Regions from separate parts of the Mus musculus genome. Here region 1 is linked to region 2. Evidence: chromatin loops called from intact Hi-C (ENCODE). Cell type or tissue: left cerebral cortex. All regions are shown on one strand. Links, peaks and the distances in the headings refer to the core of each region. The heading gives the core; the rest is flanking DNA. Region 1 overlaps Nr2e1 (nuclear receptor subfamily 2, group E, member 1). Region 2 holds the start of Snx3 (sorting nexin 3).

What was found. A loop is a pair of places that touch in the nucleus more often than their neighbours do. Peaks named below come from ENCODE experiments on the same cell type or tissue, not always from the same donor. Only the 100,000 strongest peaks of a DNase experiment are listed, where the experiment ranks them.
Region 1: it touches region 2 in a loop (8-fold over the local background); 3 of 42 quality-filtered maps call a loop at or near these places.

What each region holds. Positions count from the first base shown.
Region 1 is chr10:42,574,725-42,583,054 of GRCm38, forward strand. It overlaps Nr2e1 (nuclear receptor subfamily 2, group E, member 1), which reads right to left. Exons shown (of 9, transcript NM_152229.3): 1 at 8,158-8,330; 2 at 3,442-3,587. The coding sequence starts at 8,182. Among named protein-coding and RNA genes, the nearest start is that of Nr2e1, 4.7 kb to the right of the region's middle. In left cerebral cortex, for the core only: no CTCF peak of the experiment used is centred there; DNase peaks (open chromatin) are centred at 3,881, 4,824, 5,328 and 7,775; H3K4me3 peaks cover 2,815 bases; H3K27ac peaks cover 872 bases.
Region 2 is chr10:42,498,115-42,506,444 of GRCm38, forward strand. It overlaps Snx3 (sorting nexin 3), which reads left to right and starts at 3,940. Exons shown (of 4, transcript NM_017472.4): 1 at 3,940-4,378. The coding sequence starts at 4,217. In left cerebral cortex, for the core only: no CTCF peak of the experiment used is centred there; DNase peaks (open chromatin) are centred at 3,911 and 4,545; H3K4me3 peaks cover 2,237 bases; H3K27ac peaks cover 1,928 bases.

The sequences.
Region 1 (8,330 bases), core at 127-8,126, 76 kb after region 2:
TGGGCCAAGAGAAGGAGCTCAAAAAGCAAACAGTAGCGGAACAACGCACAGATGACTTTTTTTTTTTCAGGACCGAAGACAGCGACCTGGTCCTGAACTCAGCTGGAAGCTAGCCTGTAGCTATTGCTTGTTGCCATCCTCCGTGTGAGCCCATTGATCTGATAAGTAGACACCACTTACTCTTCGCACCTAGGTCCTTTCCTTTTGTAGTTAAGCCATCCTTGCACAACTACAAAGCAGAGACAACCCTGAGGTACTGAGGACGGGTCTCACTCAACCTAGATCTACGGGGAACAGCCATCCCTGGAATGTGGGTTAAAGCCAGGGTGTTTAGAAGGGAAAGGCCCGTACCATCCCTGGAATGTGGGTTAAAGCCAGGGTGTTTAGAAGGGAAAGGCCCGTAGAGAGAGTGTGGGGGAGGGCGGAGCTGAAGGGCAGAGGAAAACTCAGAAAGATGCAGAAGACAGAGAAGAGGGTAAGGTAGAGTGAAGAATCAGCCAGATAGTGGGGGGAAACAGTTGCTGCTTTACAAATATTTTTCTGACAAGGATAAGCAAACAAATGTCTTATGTAATTGTATATGTGTGGGGGAGGGGAGTCTATAAAAAGATGATTTAGCTGGGTGTGGTGGTGCACAACTTAAATTCCAGCCCCTAGAGGGACAGAGACAGATTTTGGTGAGACCAGGGTGGCTAGGACTACAGAGTGAGACCCTGTCTCAAAATACAAACAACAACAACAAAACCAAGGAAAACAACAACAACAACAACAACATAAGCGGTAAGGCTTCTTCCTCCCCTGTTTAGTTATCTGGCGCTGGTTTTGAATGCAGGGCCGGGCCAGTGTCTACCATTGAGCTGTATCCCCAGATCATGGGGTTTTTGCGACAGAGTCTTCCTGCTCTATAGTTCAGGATGATCTGAAATTTACTGTGTAGCTTAGGCTGGCCTTAAATCTATGATCCTCCTACTTCTCCTGGCCACCACAGCCAGCCTGGATAGTGTTTCTTTTTAGTGTTTGTGTGTGTCAGTGTCATTACTGAGGGGGCATGTATATAGATACATAATATCTATATGTTTTGTTTTGAAGCACTTCAGATGGAACCCAGGGCTGGGAGCACTGAGTGAAATTCCTAGCCTTCTGCACAAGTACTTTATACACAGAAAAGTATTTTAATTTTGCCTCACAGTTTTACATATTCATAAACACTGAAGTTGGAATGAGTATATTTACATCTTGAAATATCCATGAGGAAAATTACACACAAGAACAACTCATCTAATTTTCTTTACCAATTAAAGTCCATTGCCTCGGGTTGGGGATGTAACTCACAGCATATACTCAGCATGCGTACACACTGAACCAACCCAAAGCAAAGGATGTTGATTTGTTTAAAGTAAAGGTAGATGCAGGTTCACAGTGACTTCTAAATGCCATCAGTGCTGTTAATAAGAAATTGAATTGGTGTTTACATAGTCTTAGAACAAGAGAAGAACTTGGATTTTTAGTTCCTAGAAGTCATCACAGCATCTTTGGCCAGCAGTAAAATAGCTCAGTGTAAAGAGTTTCAAATGGGGCTGGTGAGATGGCTCAGTGGGTAAGAGCACCCGACTGCTCTTCCGAAGGTCAGGAGTTCAAATCCCAGCAACCACATGGTGGCTCACAACCATCCGTAACGAGATCTGACTCCCTCTTCTGGAGTGTCTGAGGACGGCTGCAGTGTACTTACATATAATAAATAAACAAATAAATAAATAAATAAATAAATAAAAAAAGAGTTTCAAATGATTTATTATTAAATGTAGTTGGGTCTCCAATTTGAATGATACCTTCTCCAGTATGTTGATAAACCTTTAAAGGCAAAATGTCTCAAGTGGGTTTTTCAGCCCCATCAAATGTACGGAAAGACCTGGAGCCAGTGAGTAGGAGCCTCAACTTGACACCTTTATTTGTTCTGCCAAGGAGAGGACACGGGCCTGATGGGTTTGCTACCACCTCTTTGCAATCACTGCGGACTGCTGTATAAATGTCTTTGAATTGGTGACCACCTCCTTGGAAGCACAACACCTCAGACTTCCCAATTCTGTCTGTTAGATGCATGTATAAGGTGTGTAAGATAATGTTGCCTGGCGTGATGACCCACACCTGAGGTTGAAAGAAGATTGTGAGTTTCAGGCCAGCCTAGGCTACAGACCAAGACCTCCCAACAACAACAACAACAACAACAACAACAACAACAACAACAGTATTCTAAGTAGAGATCTGGCACTCTACAGAATGTCAGACCCATGGAGCTTCTGGGCCACAACTGGATGTGGTGAGCTAGACACTGAGAGCCCAAGAAAACAGGTGAGGTGTTCAAAATGACTTATCTACCCACACATGTCTTCTTGTGTGTGTGCTGCCAATCAAAATCTATCAGGAATGGGTAAGAGCAAGTGATCCATCTGAACAAGAACTCACAATAATTTACTAGTGCCAGATGACTTTGTGAGTTGACTTGTGTTCTATACATTAACTAGTGGGATTATTATTATTATTATTATTATTATTATTATTATTATTATTATTATTATTTTGGTTGCTAGAGGATGCCTTCTGACCAAGGAACTCTTAGGAGTCTGGGAGGAGTGAAGGGGAGGCTTCTATGTAAAGATGAGCCACGTGTGGAGTGGAAAGCTGGCCACTTAGGTGAGCATGAGTCTGATCTGGGAATGGACTTAGCTCTGACCTGGGAATGGACTTAGCTCTGGCTGGAAGCTATAGTTGGGCTCTGCTCACTTCCTAACTGCCCTGTGTCTGTGAGATAGGTCAGCCCCTGCCAGACAGAAATGCAACTCAGCAGGTTCTTCCTGTAAGCAGAAAAGGAACATTTGGGGCAATTTGATTAGGATCCTAACTTCCTCTGAGCTTTCTCTTCTAGCCAATCCTGCACTTTTCTGAGTCCTTACACCTGTCTACTTCCAGAGCAGCCCTGCATCTGCAGAGCCAAAAGGACCCAGCATCTAGTGCTGCATGGCTTTTGAGTAGCCAGCGTTCACTCTGGAGTCTTAGCTCAAGGTGGAGGTGGCCATGGCTCAGTGGTCGAAGACTGAGCTTGGCTGCTGCTCAGATTGGGAATGCAAAGGGTGGGCAGCCCAATGGGCCACTTGCTGGCTTCTGCTTGCTTCCTTGCAGTCTCTGGGCAGGCCTTCAGACTAGGTGTGGGCCTTGTTCAGTGTCAAAATGTGACCAAGAAAAACCGTGGGAGTTCTGACTCTCTCCTGTAAACTCATTTGCCTTCTCTAACCTAATCTGGCCTTTCCAGGGCCAAAGGGCCACCCAAAGATGAGACAGAGGAGGCACAAGGACCGAGGTCAGGGAATTCAGAGGCAGCCTTGGCAGAAATTGCTGGGGGGCACGTCGCAGAGGGGAGCCACGAAGCTCAACCCTGGGGAGTACCTGGTTTCCAGACTTGCAGACATAGGTCCTATTCCTTCGAATGCTCCTCTTGAAGAATCCGGAGCAGCCGTCGCAAGCGTAGACCCCGTAGTGCTTCCCGGAGCTGCGGTCACCACACACTTTGCAAGGGATATCTAAAATGCGGCCTGAAAGACGGGAAGAGGGGGAAAGAGTGAGAGGGAGCGCGGGGGAGGAGGGGGGGAGATGGAGGAAAGGGGAGAGGGGGAGCGAGATGCTAAGCAATCTGACCTCTGAGGGGATTAGCATCGGAGCTGCAGTAAAAGCAAATAATGAAGAGATTTTATAGCCAAACTTTTTTTCCCTGAGCAAGTGTCAGCTTCCTACAATAAGCATTATTCATGCACCGCTACATGTATTTGGGTCTCCTCTAATCGCCGAGACCCATTTTGGAATAAAAGATTACAGCAGGCCCGGGCAGCAGCTCGGCCCGCCGCTGCCTTTCTGCTCCGCCGAAAGTTTGGCTGCCTCCCTCCTCTGCTCTTGCATTTAACAGGGGGAAAAAAAAGTTGTTAGTGAGCGCGCAAGGAGACAAACTTGAAATGTAAAAGGGAAAAAGAAGAAAAACAAACACGACTGGAACCGGGTTGGCAGCTGGAAGGCAATCGAGCTTTCTCTGAGCTGAGCCGGGCGCTTGTTATTATTAGGATTATTATTGTGATGCTAATACTCAGATTATTAATGATAATAAGGGTAGTGGTAATTGCCCAACTTTCTTTTTACCTATGGAAAAATGCTTAGTGCTGCGAGTTTGAGAAATTATTTCTTTCAGAAAAAAAGTTGAGGGGGAGGGAAGTAACCGGTGTGAGCAAGAGCAGAGATAGCCAAATGGTGGCTTTCTAGTTGGGGTAGACAGAGGTAGTCACCTCTCCCCCTTTACCCCCAAGTCCTTTCCGCCGAAACATCGGTCTCTTCCCTTCACCACTTCGTGGTGGTGGCATCTTCTGCATTTTTTTTTTTCTGCTGCTGGAGGAAAGGGGAGTTGTTTTTGTTTTTTGTTTTTTTCTTTTGACTGGCTCTAATTTGTCTGGGATTGCTACCCACGCAGGAGAACTTTGCATGGGCTCTCCAAGCCTGGCGGCCTTTGGGAAGAGGGCACTAAGAAGGGGTGCGTGTTTTCTCTCAGGCGTGAGTCCAACAAGTGCCTGAATCAAGCTACTGACGAGGACACATTTCCGTAAACAATGGGAATATTTATAAAACGTGTTAACATTATCATTAAAAAAATACAGTCAACAACAATTAACACCTGATTTTCCCATCACTCCGGGTCAAAGGCATTCCAACTCCGGACCAGGCTATCTCCGGCCTCGTGGGAACCCCACAGCAGCTCCGGGAGCACCCAGATTGGGGGCGGGAGAGGCAGCAGTGGGAAGCTGAGCCAACGGAGCTGGGGAGGTGAGGGCGCTGTCTGCGGAGGCCCCGAGGCGAGGGAACCCCGAGGCGCCTGAGGTGGCTTGCACTCCGGGCTCTGGCCTCCTCTTCCTCAGGTGGAGGGGGGAGTGCGGGGGGCCCGGCAAGGGGAGGTCGGTAAGGACCCGGCTCAGCCCGGGTAATTACAACCCCGCCGCAGCACCTGCCTATAGAGCCACCAGTGACCCGTCAAAAAGAGTAGCATGGGAATTCGGACGGCGACAAAGGCTGGCGGGGGAGGCGTTCGGCGTTGCGGCCACCGCCTCGGCGCCCCCTCTCCCGCAGGGCAAGAGCGGAGATTGTGTTGGGGAAGGGAGGGGCTGGGGTGAATCAAGTGTAGTTCTTGTCCTTCACCCCCTGGGGCCTGTCACTACTCCCCAAACAACTCACGGTCGCGCCTGGACTGCGCGGCCACCAGCTCTGCTGCACAGCACTCCCTGTGGAAACAGAACGCAGAGCTCAGATCTTCCAAAGTTCTCCTCCCTCTGGGTCGCTTGGGGCCCCCTATTAAGGGCTCAGGAGCACTGTCGCCCCAGCTGCCCTTCTCGTCCCGGCAGCACTGAGGGTGAGCCCGAAGGGGAAGCAGTGGCGGGCCGCTTACCCAGGCTTCCCATCCAGATTGGAGCCTACGGTCACTAATTTCTGGAGAAGACGAGCTCAAGGTGGATGACCCTTTTCTGGCTCATTGGTCAGGATGCCGGATTGTCACCACTTGGGCTTGCTGCTCGGCCTTAAGGGCTGACTTCCCCATCCAAGCAAAGGAGAGCCAGAGAGAGAGCTGGGTTGGGGCGGGGCACAGAAGGGAGGGAAGCGAAAATTCCAGGGCATAGAGGGTCGACGCCTCCGACTCCACCAACCAGCCACGTTAAGGTGACTTGGGGTCACAGACAAGCTGGTTGACTGCGGCGTAGCTCTTCTCTTTTAGCAAGCCGAGCGAACTCAGATGTGAGTCGAGCGAGTTTCCTGAGGCTGGAAAACGGTTCTTAACTTCCCTCCCCAGGGGGTCCCCTCAGGGCTTTTTGTGGGTCATAATTGCCTAAAGATATATGGCAGCTTCGATTACTGTAATTACCATCAGAGGCTGTTGAAAGAAGTTAGTCTGGGCTGCAAGGGTGACTGGTCAGGGTCTTGGTACCACCCAGGCGGGAATCCGGGTAACAAGGCTCTGTTCTCCAGCCAGCCAAGTAAGATGAAGCCCTCCCTGCCTCGAGACTGGCCCCACTGCTCTCAGAGCCCCCTCACTGCCTGGACCGCAGGGCCACAGAATTTCCGCTGGCCACAGCCTGGGTCTGAAAACCTGGATGAAGCGGCACTTTTTGCAGGGTCTGCTCCCTCACCCAGAGAGCAAAATTTTCAAAGCCATCGGGCACTGACTGGAGTCTCCAGGCCTTCAAGGGCAATCTCCAAGGCTTGATAAGCTAGAAAACTCAACTTTCCCCAGAAATTGCCTTCTCACGTCATGTGCCCACCCTGACTCCCAAGTCCAGAGTCTGCCAGCCAGCATCTGTCTTGTTCACAGGGCTGGGGTGCTGAGCTGAACGCCTAGCTTCGCACCCACCCCTTCCCTCTTCTCCGAGGACCCACTTTTCAAGTTCCATGGAAGCTTCGAGCTTCAAATCTCAAGAGACAGGTTTGGCTGTTCCAGGGTGAACGTGCCAGGGAGGCCTCCCAGGCCCTTCAACCTCGGTGTTGCCTGGCATGCAGGTTTGTAATGCAGCAGGAAGGGTCTCCTGTTTCTCTTGGGAAAGATACTCACCCAGAATTATTATTATTATTATTATTATTATTATTATTATTATTATTATTATTATTATTTCTGAGCCTGCACTACTTTCCAGAGCTCAGAACAGCCAGGGCAAGGATAGGCCAAGGCTAATGGAAGCCGTGGTCCTGCCCAAGTGTCAGTTGTGCACTGAAGCTGTGGTGAAGTTTCCTTCCCTGGGCCCTATCTCTGACCGTTTTCCCTTTCTTTCTTTCTTTCTTTCTTTCTTTCTTTCTTTCTTTCTTTCTTTCTTTCTTTCTTTCTTTCTTTCTTTCTTCCTTCCTTCCTTCCTTCCTTCCTTCCTTCGTTTTTTTTTTTTTGACGTTCACTTTACTCTAGTTTTTAAACTCAGCACCCAAATCAAAACAAGCGCACAAAATGAAAACACAAGCCACTTCTTACGGGGGCGAGAGGTGGAGGCGGGAACTGCATCCATCCTAAGTGAGACTTCATTATCAGTCCCCAGAAGTAACCAAGACTCTTCCAACTTTCAAAGACCCTGGACAATGAGGGCGAGTGAAGGGGGAGGGGGCGGGAAGGAACTCACAGAGAGCGCCAAAAATGTTATGGGGGGGGGGGGGGACTACACCGGTGGCTAGCGAGTTTCAGGGTGTGCGCACTATACACAGACCCTAGAACTCCCAGCCTCCGGCCTGTGGAAGGCGGGAACTGGAAAGCCCCGGGGAGACCGTTGTACCGCGTAGGCGCCCACCACGCCGGCTCAGGCCTACGCACTCCGAGGGTCTGCAGATTCTGTGCTCGCACACGCCCAGCTGCCCTGCACTTCTGCCTGTCTTTGGAGGTCAACAGAGATCAGTTGCAGCAGTGCGGTCTATGGGAGAGGAAGCTGGAAGAAGAAGCGTCCGGAGTGAGCAGGCCGCAGACTCCTGTCGGTGCTGGGCTCCCGCTCCGAAAGTCCTTGGGATTAGGGATTTGGTCCTCTCTTTGCTAGACTGGCTCGCCATACTTTACATTCCCCAGTTATGACCTACGCGGATTTAGGATTAAGGAAAATGTGACTTTTAAATGGTTTCTGCTTCCCGGTTTTGCAGGATTATTTGAAATAGCTGGAAACGGAGTGCAAAGCATTCCATTCGAAATCCGCTTTTTGCAGAGTTGCTTTTGCGCGCTGCAAGCTCTGAGTTTTTGAGCGGCTGCGTTATTGTGCGGCCGCCTGGAGCTGCGGCCCAGTTCCCGCCCCTGGCTCACCCCTCCCACCTTCGGCACCTGCAGCTAAATAGAAACAGCAGGCTGGACCGGTGGGCTGCCACGGGTCGCAACCTTCCTGATACACCGGGGAGACCCGGAAGAGCTAGCATCCAGAAGCAACGAAATTGCTCTCCCAGTTGCACGAAACGCTCCAACGCAACAGTCTAAGAGAGCTAGGCCAACGGACATACAAGCCCGAGAGAGTATTACTCTGGGGCTCAAATTCAGAGCTCTCAGAAGGACCATCCCGGCCTCCCAGCCTGCCCTCCCCAGGCCACGCGCCAGGACCCCGCGGCTGCCCGAGCGGTACCCACTTGTTGATCCGGCGGGCTTGCTCATGCTGGCGGTCCCGGGGCGCAGCGGTTGGTGGGCACTGCCGGATTCCCGACCCACGGCGCCCACGTCGCCGCCGGCCGCCGCCGCTCTCCAGCCGCCCTCCAGCCTGCGAGGCTCCCGGGCGGGACAGACAGGTGGCTATTGGTTGTGC
Region 2 (8,330 bases), core at 266-8,265:
ACATCTCCCTTTTGAAAGGGGGTCTCACTGTAGCTCTGGCTAGCCTGGACTATGCTATATATAGACCAGGCTGGCCTTGAACTCTCAGAGATCTATCTGTCTCCTGAATGTTGAGAATAAAGAAAGGCATGAGCCACTACACCCGGCTTCCTCCATTTTTCATTAGAACACTTTTGCTCTGTGTTGTGTGTGTGTGTGTGTGTGTGTGTGTGTGTGTGTGTTTGAAACGGGGTTTCTCTGTGTAGCCCTGGCCATCCTGGAACTCACTCTGTAGACCAGGCTGGCCTCGAACTTAGAAATCCACCTGCCTCTGCCTCCCAAGTGCTGGGATTAAAGGCATGCACCACCACTGCCCAGTTTGCTGTGTATTTTTTATCCTGAAAGTTATGCATTTACTGATAGGTTATTTCTTCACGGCTGGTGAAATGAGATAATTCAAGCTAGATTAGATTATATTAAAAACAGGTTTATTGGGAAGCTGCTCTTGGGAGGTCAGGTTCACTGGCCCCAAGGACCTAGGCCAGGGAAAATCGCCATGTGGAAAGGAGGGGAGGATGGGAAGGGAGAGAGAAAGAAAGGGCATGCGTGCAGAGAGAGAAGAAAAGAAGAGCACAAGACATTTGGATTTTATAGGGAGGAGCCTCTGGGGGAAGGGCAGTCCAGCCCCTGGGCTGGAAAGTTCAAGCTTGGGGACAGGGTAAGCCAGGTAGGGACTGAGGGATGCTGGGAGAACTGGAGGCCAGGTCTGCTTTGGTCTGTAAAATGTGCACCTCAGTCCCAGGTCGGGGAGTCCTGAAACCAACCACTTCCCTGACTGGGTTTGGAATCACTAAGGACACAGACTTTACAAGTGTGTGAGAGTGTTTCCCAAGAGGTTAAACTGAAGGAGGAAGCAGCATCACCACCAATGGATTAGGGGCTGTGCCTGAATAAAAACTGAAAAGAAAATGCCAACATTCACTGTTTTCTGCTTCCGGGTCTCCCAGCTGTGAGGAGTCCCGGCTGTGTGCCCCTGCCTGTCTGCCCCTCCACCCCTACAACCTCTGCTATGCCTTCCCACTGTGACAGACTGTGCTCTCTTAAACCCCGAGCCAAGATAAATCCTTTTCTCCTTACATTGTTTCCTGTTGGGCATTTTGTCACAGCAAAAACTCAGAGTAACTAATACAGTTGTTTCCCACATTGTTTAAGACAGACACTCTTCTCTAGAGGTTCTAAGTTCTACAACTTTCCAATTTTCTCTCTCTCTCTCTCTCTCTCTCTCTCTCTTTTGAGACAGGATCTCAATATGAATCTCAAGATGGTCTCCAATGAAGAGTTTCGTGCCTCAGTCTTCTGACTGCTAGGATTATAGGCACATATCTCCAAACCCAGCACCTATTATTTCTAGTCATGGTCTCGGGTGTCCAAGCTGGCTTTGAACTCTTGTTTCTCTTTCTTCCACTGAGTGCTAGGATCACAGCCATTTAATGTGGTGCTGGGATCGACCCCACGGCCCCATTGCACGATAGGCAGCCATTCTCCCAACCACACTGTATTCAGACCCTCTCTTTATTAATTTAACTCTTGAACTCAGTTTTTGAGAAAAAGTTCTCATGCAAATCTCTGAATTTGGTATGTACCCCAGGGTGTCCTTGAAGTCCACATGCTTTCCCACTGAGTTCTGAGATTTGGTTATTTTGGTCATTGTTATGAATCAGATTCATTGTTTTCTCTGTTTGTTTCTTTAAAACTTTTTCTGTTGCCATTATAACTAGGCATTTGTCTAGACAATACAAAATTACTGTTACTTTCACTTAGCCACTGTATTCTCTTTAATTCTAGATTATTCTCTCTCCCCTGTATGTATGTGCACTATGGTGTGTCTATGTGTGTCTATGTGTGTGTAGCAAGCATGGTGTGTGTAGGTGTGTGTCTATGTGTGTGCATGTGTGTATATGTGTGTGTTTATGTATGTGTGTCTGTGTCTATGTATGTGTCTATGTGTGTCTACGTGTGTATGTGTGTATATGTGTGTGTCTATATATGTGTGTCTGTCTATGTCTGTGTGTGTATGTGTGTGTCTATGTCTGTGTGTGTATGTGTGTGTCTATGTCTGTGTGTGTATGTGTGTGTCTATGTCTGTATGTGTGTATGTGTGTGTGAATGTGTGTGTCTATGTATGTATATGTGTGTGTATGTGTCTATGTGTGTATGTGTGTGTGTGTGGGAGGGCACTCAAGCATGTTGTGTGTAAGCCAGCATCCATGTACTCTTTCATTACTCTTAGTTGTTTCTCTGAAGTATCAAGTCTCTCTGAGCCTGGAGCTCCTTGTTTTGTAGTTCTCTACCCCAACTCACCCCACCCCAACCCAGGCTAAGAGTTTTCAAAACCTGAGTGACTCCCCTATCTCCTCACCCCACCCCACCCCACCCCACCTCACCCCCACAGTGTTGTAGTTACTGGTACTGCAAGTCTTGTTGTTGCATGAATTTGGGGGTCCAAACTCAGGTCCTCGTACTTGCACGACAAGCACTGTTAATCAGTAGCCCGTATCTCCAACTCTTTTCAGATCTGTATTCTCCTGTACTCTGGAAATAAACTAACTTTGGAACTTGCTAGCTTTATGGTTGTGCTACACTGCTGTTTTTGTAGGCTGACTTGAAGGGACTCTAAGGTCACGTGACGCTGCCTAGGCCACGTAATGGCTTTGTTCAGGTATTGGGTTGACAACCGGATGCACTAGCTCCTGGTATCCTGGTTCTTGGCACTCCCCTATCTTCCTGTCTCCCTTCAGCTTCCTGAGTCTTTCCCTGGTCCTTTTTTCCATTTTGTATAAAGGCTTCTCTAAGTAGCATTCCAAGTACAATTTGAGATTTACCGCTTAAAAACAAAACACATTTACCAGGATTTGTGGGAAACAAGAGTGGCCGCTTACCCAGACAGGGTTCCCGGCCTTCATCTTGTCTTTCTTATTTTGCTTTCTTATTTCAGGGGCCAGACCAGTCTTTAGGCACTGTTTGACCTTAGTTTGAGCTTATCAGGTTTAAAAAATTCCACTCCCTTATTTACTGCTTCGAATCTATCAGTGTAGAACAGGGTGACCTTGAAACTTCTGAGTCTCAGCCTTCTGAGTGCTGGCATTACATTATGCCGGGATTAATGTCCTTCTTGGGGACTGGACCCAGGACTTTATGAATCCTAGGCAATCAATCTACCAACTGAGTTACATCATCATTTTTTGTTTGTTTTTTGAGGGCTACTGTGTAGCCCTGGCTGTCAACTCACTCTGTAGACCAGTGGCCTAGAACTCAGAAATCCCGCCTGCCTCTGCCTCCACCACGCCTGGCTAAAAAGCCTTTTGTTTTGTTTTGGTTTTGTTTTGTGTTTTTTTCAAGACAGGGTTTCTCTGTATAGCCCTGGCTGTCCTGGAACTCACTTTGTAGACCAGGCTGGCCTCGAACTCAGAAACCCGCCTGCCTCTGCCTCCCAAGTGCTGGGATTAAAGGCCTGCGCCACCACCGCCCGGCTCTCCCTTGGTTTTTAAAGATAAGGTCTCATGTAGCCCAGGCTGGCCTCGAGCTCCTGATTCTCCGCTCTCCATTTGCCAAAGGTCAGGATTACAGATGTGTACTGATTCATTTGAGACGTTTATTAAAGGTTTCTAGAAATGAATTTCCAGGGATCACAGTGATGCACTGGATTGGCTGTCTTACAGCATAGGCAGTTTTGTCTCCTCCCTGCCGTCCCAACGACTGCCTTCACTGCGCCAGAACAGCTAAAATCGTTTCCGGAGTCCCTCCCCGCAGAGAAGCTGGGTCAGAAAAGCCGGAAACCCACACCTCCTCCCCAGAGCTCCCCTACTACGCCTGCGCGTCACTCGGCGGCGGCGCGCTCGCCCGAGGCATTGTGGTTATTGTAGTCTCCCCATATCCTTGGCGCCCACAGTCCCGTGACGCCGCCGCGCCTCAGCCCCACCCCGCAGTGTCCCTCGGGGCCGCCGCGGGGCCTGCGAACCGGGCGCGGCGTTCAGGCCAGTCAGCTGTTTCTCCCTGGGCAGAGGGCGGAAGCCCGAGCAGCCTGGGGCGGAGCTTCGCGCGGAACGAACGCCCACCCGTCCTACGTGCTCGTTCGTCTCCGTTCGCTGCGCGCGAGCCGGGAGTCCCCGCGGCGGGCGGCGGTGGCGTTGGCGGAAGGCGGTGGAGAGAAGCCCGCGGCTGCCGCGGCGACAGCGAAATGGCGGAGACGGTAGCGGACACCCGGCGGCTCATCACCAAGCCGCAGAATCTGAATGACGCCTACGGGCCGCCCAGCAACTTCCTCGAGATCGACGTGAGCAACCCGCAGACCGTGGGGGTCGGCCGGGGCCGCTTCACCACCTACGAGATCAGGGTCAAGGTGAGGCGTCCGCCCCTCTCCCGCATCCCTCGCTCCGGGGCCGCCAAGTCCCGCCGGACCCCGGCGCGGGGCCTTGAGGTCTCAGCGGCCGCCCAGGCCAGACGCCCCTGCGAGGCAGCTTGTCTGCGGGCGGAGGCGTGAGCCAGGGTTTCGCTCGCTCTCCGTGGACAGTTTGTATGGGGACCAGCTCGCTGGCTCCGGTAGAAGGTGCTGGAAGACGAGGGCGTGGGTTGAGCTCTGCTAGCCGAGATCTCAGGCAGCTGATCTGGGCTTGACATTTGAGTTGAAGAGGTAGATCTTTCGAGAACACTGTTCTCCGAAAAGAGAGCTAGGTGTGACTGAGGAAGAAAGGGGGAGGGGGGCGTGTGTGCGCAAAGTTGAAGCCCTCTCTCCCTCCCTGTCTCTTTTTTTTTTTTTTCCTGGACGCTTACCAAGACGTAGTGAAGCCAAGCTTAGCTGCTCTTTCCAGGCCTGTCTCAAGCTACAGTAAGAGTATCCTGGGCCGTACACGTCTGTGAGCAGAACTTGATGGCGAGTTCACGGGAGCGCGTCAGATTTTTGTGGTAGGGCTCAACCAAGCGGTTAGCAGCGATGAGAAATGGTTGACCTTAGCATGCTTGGCTGTCCTGCTGAAGGCCTAGGTGTGTGGAATGTCATCTTCCTCAGTGTCCAAAAAAGCAACTGCCCGGGACTAGGGAACCCTACTCATCTAAGTGTCTGGCTTTAGCTTTTTCACTTCAACTGAAAAAAGGAATAGGGTGAAGTAGAAACGTACTCTTAGAATCCCATAACTAATGGGGTTTTGGCAGTAAGTAATTTAGATGATTCGAGGGACACTAAATGAAAGTACTGCTTTTTTTACTCTGTAGAGCAGGATGGAAGGGTTTTTCCACATTTGAAAAAAAAACTTATTAAATTAATTCATTGCTAAAAATTAAATATTAAATAGTAACCATGAGAATTTTGGCCTTAGAGGACTCATGATCATTGTTAACATTAGCCTTTTTTTTTTTTTTTCGAGACAGGGTTTCTCTGTATAGCCCTGGCTGTCCTGGAACTCACTCTGTAGACCAGGCTGGCCTCGAACTCAGAAATCCGCCTGCCTCTGCCTCCCGAGTGCTGGGATTAAAGGCATGCGCCACCACGCCCAGCTTAACATTAGCTTTTATGTGAAGGAATTTCTTATTAAAGTAAGCACTTTTTGTGTGGTAAACAGAATTTGCCATCCTAGTCATTTTTAAGTTGTACGGCCCAGGAGTGCTGTATATATTTAGCTTGTGAAACTTACACACTTTTAAAGAATGGTTGAACTAATCAAACTTTTTTCCCCTATGAGATAGAATCTCATATGTAGGCTCCTGACTGGCCTTGAATTTACTATGTAGACCAGGCTGGCCCCAACTGCTGGAATTAAAAGTTGTGTGTCTCTCTGTCTTTGGATCATCAAACTTTTGAGATATTAAGCTTAAATGGCCTGGTTTTTCAGGCTACTCATTGAACTGTATAGATGTGTAAAACATGAGCCAAATTAGTATCTTGTTTTCTGAAGATTGCAAAATTCAGGCTTCCGTGGACCTAGGGAAATAAATTCTTACCCAAGCCTGTTTTAAAGGGGGATAATTTTCGGTGCTAGGGTGACAGCTCAGTGCTCAAGAACACTTAATTGATTTGGATTTGAGTTCAGTTCCCTGCACCCACATAACGTGGCTCACACACCTCTCACTGCAGGTTCAGGAGTTCCAATGCCCTCTTCTGGTCCCTTTGAGCACCTTCAGACACGTGGCACATAGACATTCATACTTTAAAAAAAAAAAAAACCTAATAAAATTTTTAAAAGGTGATTTTTTTTTTTCTTTTTAGCTTTGGGGATGATTTTTGTCATTAATATATGGCCTGTCACAAAAAAGAACTTCCTCTTTTGCCTTTATTCACCAGCATGTTTTTCCCTGTGTTAGCATGAAACTTGGTATTCCTGTTTCTGAACTTCCATGGCTACTGCTTCCTGTCCCAGTTGAGTTGGATCCGCCCTCACTTCCTCCACATAAGGAGAGTCAGTGCTTATCTTGCTGAGTAGTCGTTAAGGGATCCTAGTAGATGACTCTTTCCTAAAATACTCGAGCCTTTATTTCCAAAGAGTGAATATGACATTGGGATATAACTATGAACGAACGGCCTGGCTCCGGACGTAGAAAACAGTCCTTTTTAAGAGTGATTAGTGAGTTAGATAATTAAATAAACTGTATACTTACTCTGCTTTATTTTTTCTTGTTTCTTTTTTTTTCTTTTCTTTTTGGTTTTTCGAGACAGGGTTTCTCTGTGTAGCCCTGACTGTCCTTGAACTCACTCTGTAGACCAGGCTGGCCTCGAACTCAGAAATCCACCTGCCTCTGCCTCCCGAGTGCTGGGATTAAAGGTGTGTGCCACCACGCCCGGCTTATTTTTTATTATGAGGCAGTTGGTTGTATGTTAGTGAGTGTTGTATGTTAATTAGAAGTATGGTACCCAACAATAAAACATTGTTTTCTTTTTCTCTTCTTTCTTTTTTTCTTTCTTTCTTTTTCTTTCTTTCTTTTTTCTTTTTTTCTTTTCTTTTTTTTTTTTTTTTTTTTTTGTGTGTGTGTGGCTGGAGAGACAGCCATGGGTGCTGGGAACTAAACTCTTATATTTTTGGTTCTAAGCCTAGACTTTAATGGCTGAGCCATCTCTCCAGCCTCCAACAATAAAACATAATTGAGGTTCTAATGCTTAGAAAATGTTGGAGTTATTCTTAGTATATAATGTATTGACTGAGAGAAAACTCAGGACACCATGTAGTAAGACACTAGGCTTTACTTAAGCAGCATACGATATTTGTGAGTAATGATGATCTTGTATGAAGGTAGGATGGGTTGTAGCTCATGCCTTTAATCCCAGTACTTGAGTGGCAGAGGCAGGCAGGCTGGTCTGTGTAGTTCCAGGATAGGAGGGAAGGTAGAACAAATTTTGTTTATTGCTATTCTAAACTGTTGATACTCTCCCTCATTTCCACTGCTTGCCTTTCGCCATTGTATTTACCATGGAGGAAGCCATTTTATTTTTCAGAGTTTGGGCCTTTAAACTATCTTACAGTTAAACTCTAATTCTAGCCTTGAGAAAATGTTCAGTTTTATAGGGACTGATTGAAATTGCTCCAATTCACAGGGTAATTTCATCTAGATGGTGGCACTTTAGAATACAAGTTTCCCAATCTCCATTTATCTTTTCTCTTTGAGAACAGTGTTTAAGACTATTAGGATCTCTTGATTAGTATCTCTGGGCTTCTGAAAATAATTGGCACAGTGTTACTGTTTTTTTAAATTGTCGTAATGGGTAGGTACAGCAGCGAGCACTGTAAATGATTAAAGGTCTGGGAAAGTGTAGGGTCCAGATTATTCGGCATATTAAAGAGACGGCTGGAAAGGAAACTCAGCCACTGCTCAAATGAAGTTTGTTAATAGTTTGGGGATTTTTTTCAATAATTTAGACTCTACTATTGTACCTGGAGAAAATTGAGATTCCTTCTTGAGGTTTTAGCTAGCCTTGGATTAAAAAATAAATACCATTTCCTAGTAGAATGAGGTACCAAAAATTAAGGTTCTACTTCCCTTTCCATGAAGGAAGCCCTTGGTAGTCACACCTGCCTTCCAGTGACTGACACCCAATACTCACACCAAGTCTGGCCCCTTTTAAATATAAATACCTACTAAATGAAAGGTCAGCAGGCAACTACATTTTTGAGTGTTAACTTGAAGTTGATACTAAAATGGATTGCCTTATTATCAGAAACACACTTGGCATGAACGTCTATCTTCTTTGAGACAAGTCTGATACAAAAAGAAGCCATCTTGTTTTGTACCTAACTAAATAGCTATTTGAAATTGACATTAAAGTTTAAAGCTTAATACCAACATTGATCGTCTTAACAAGTGAGGTG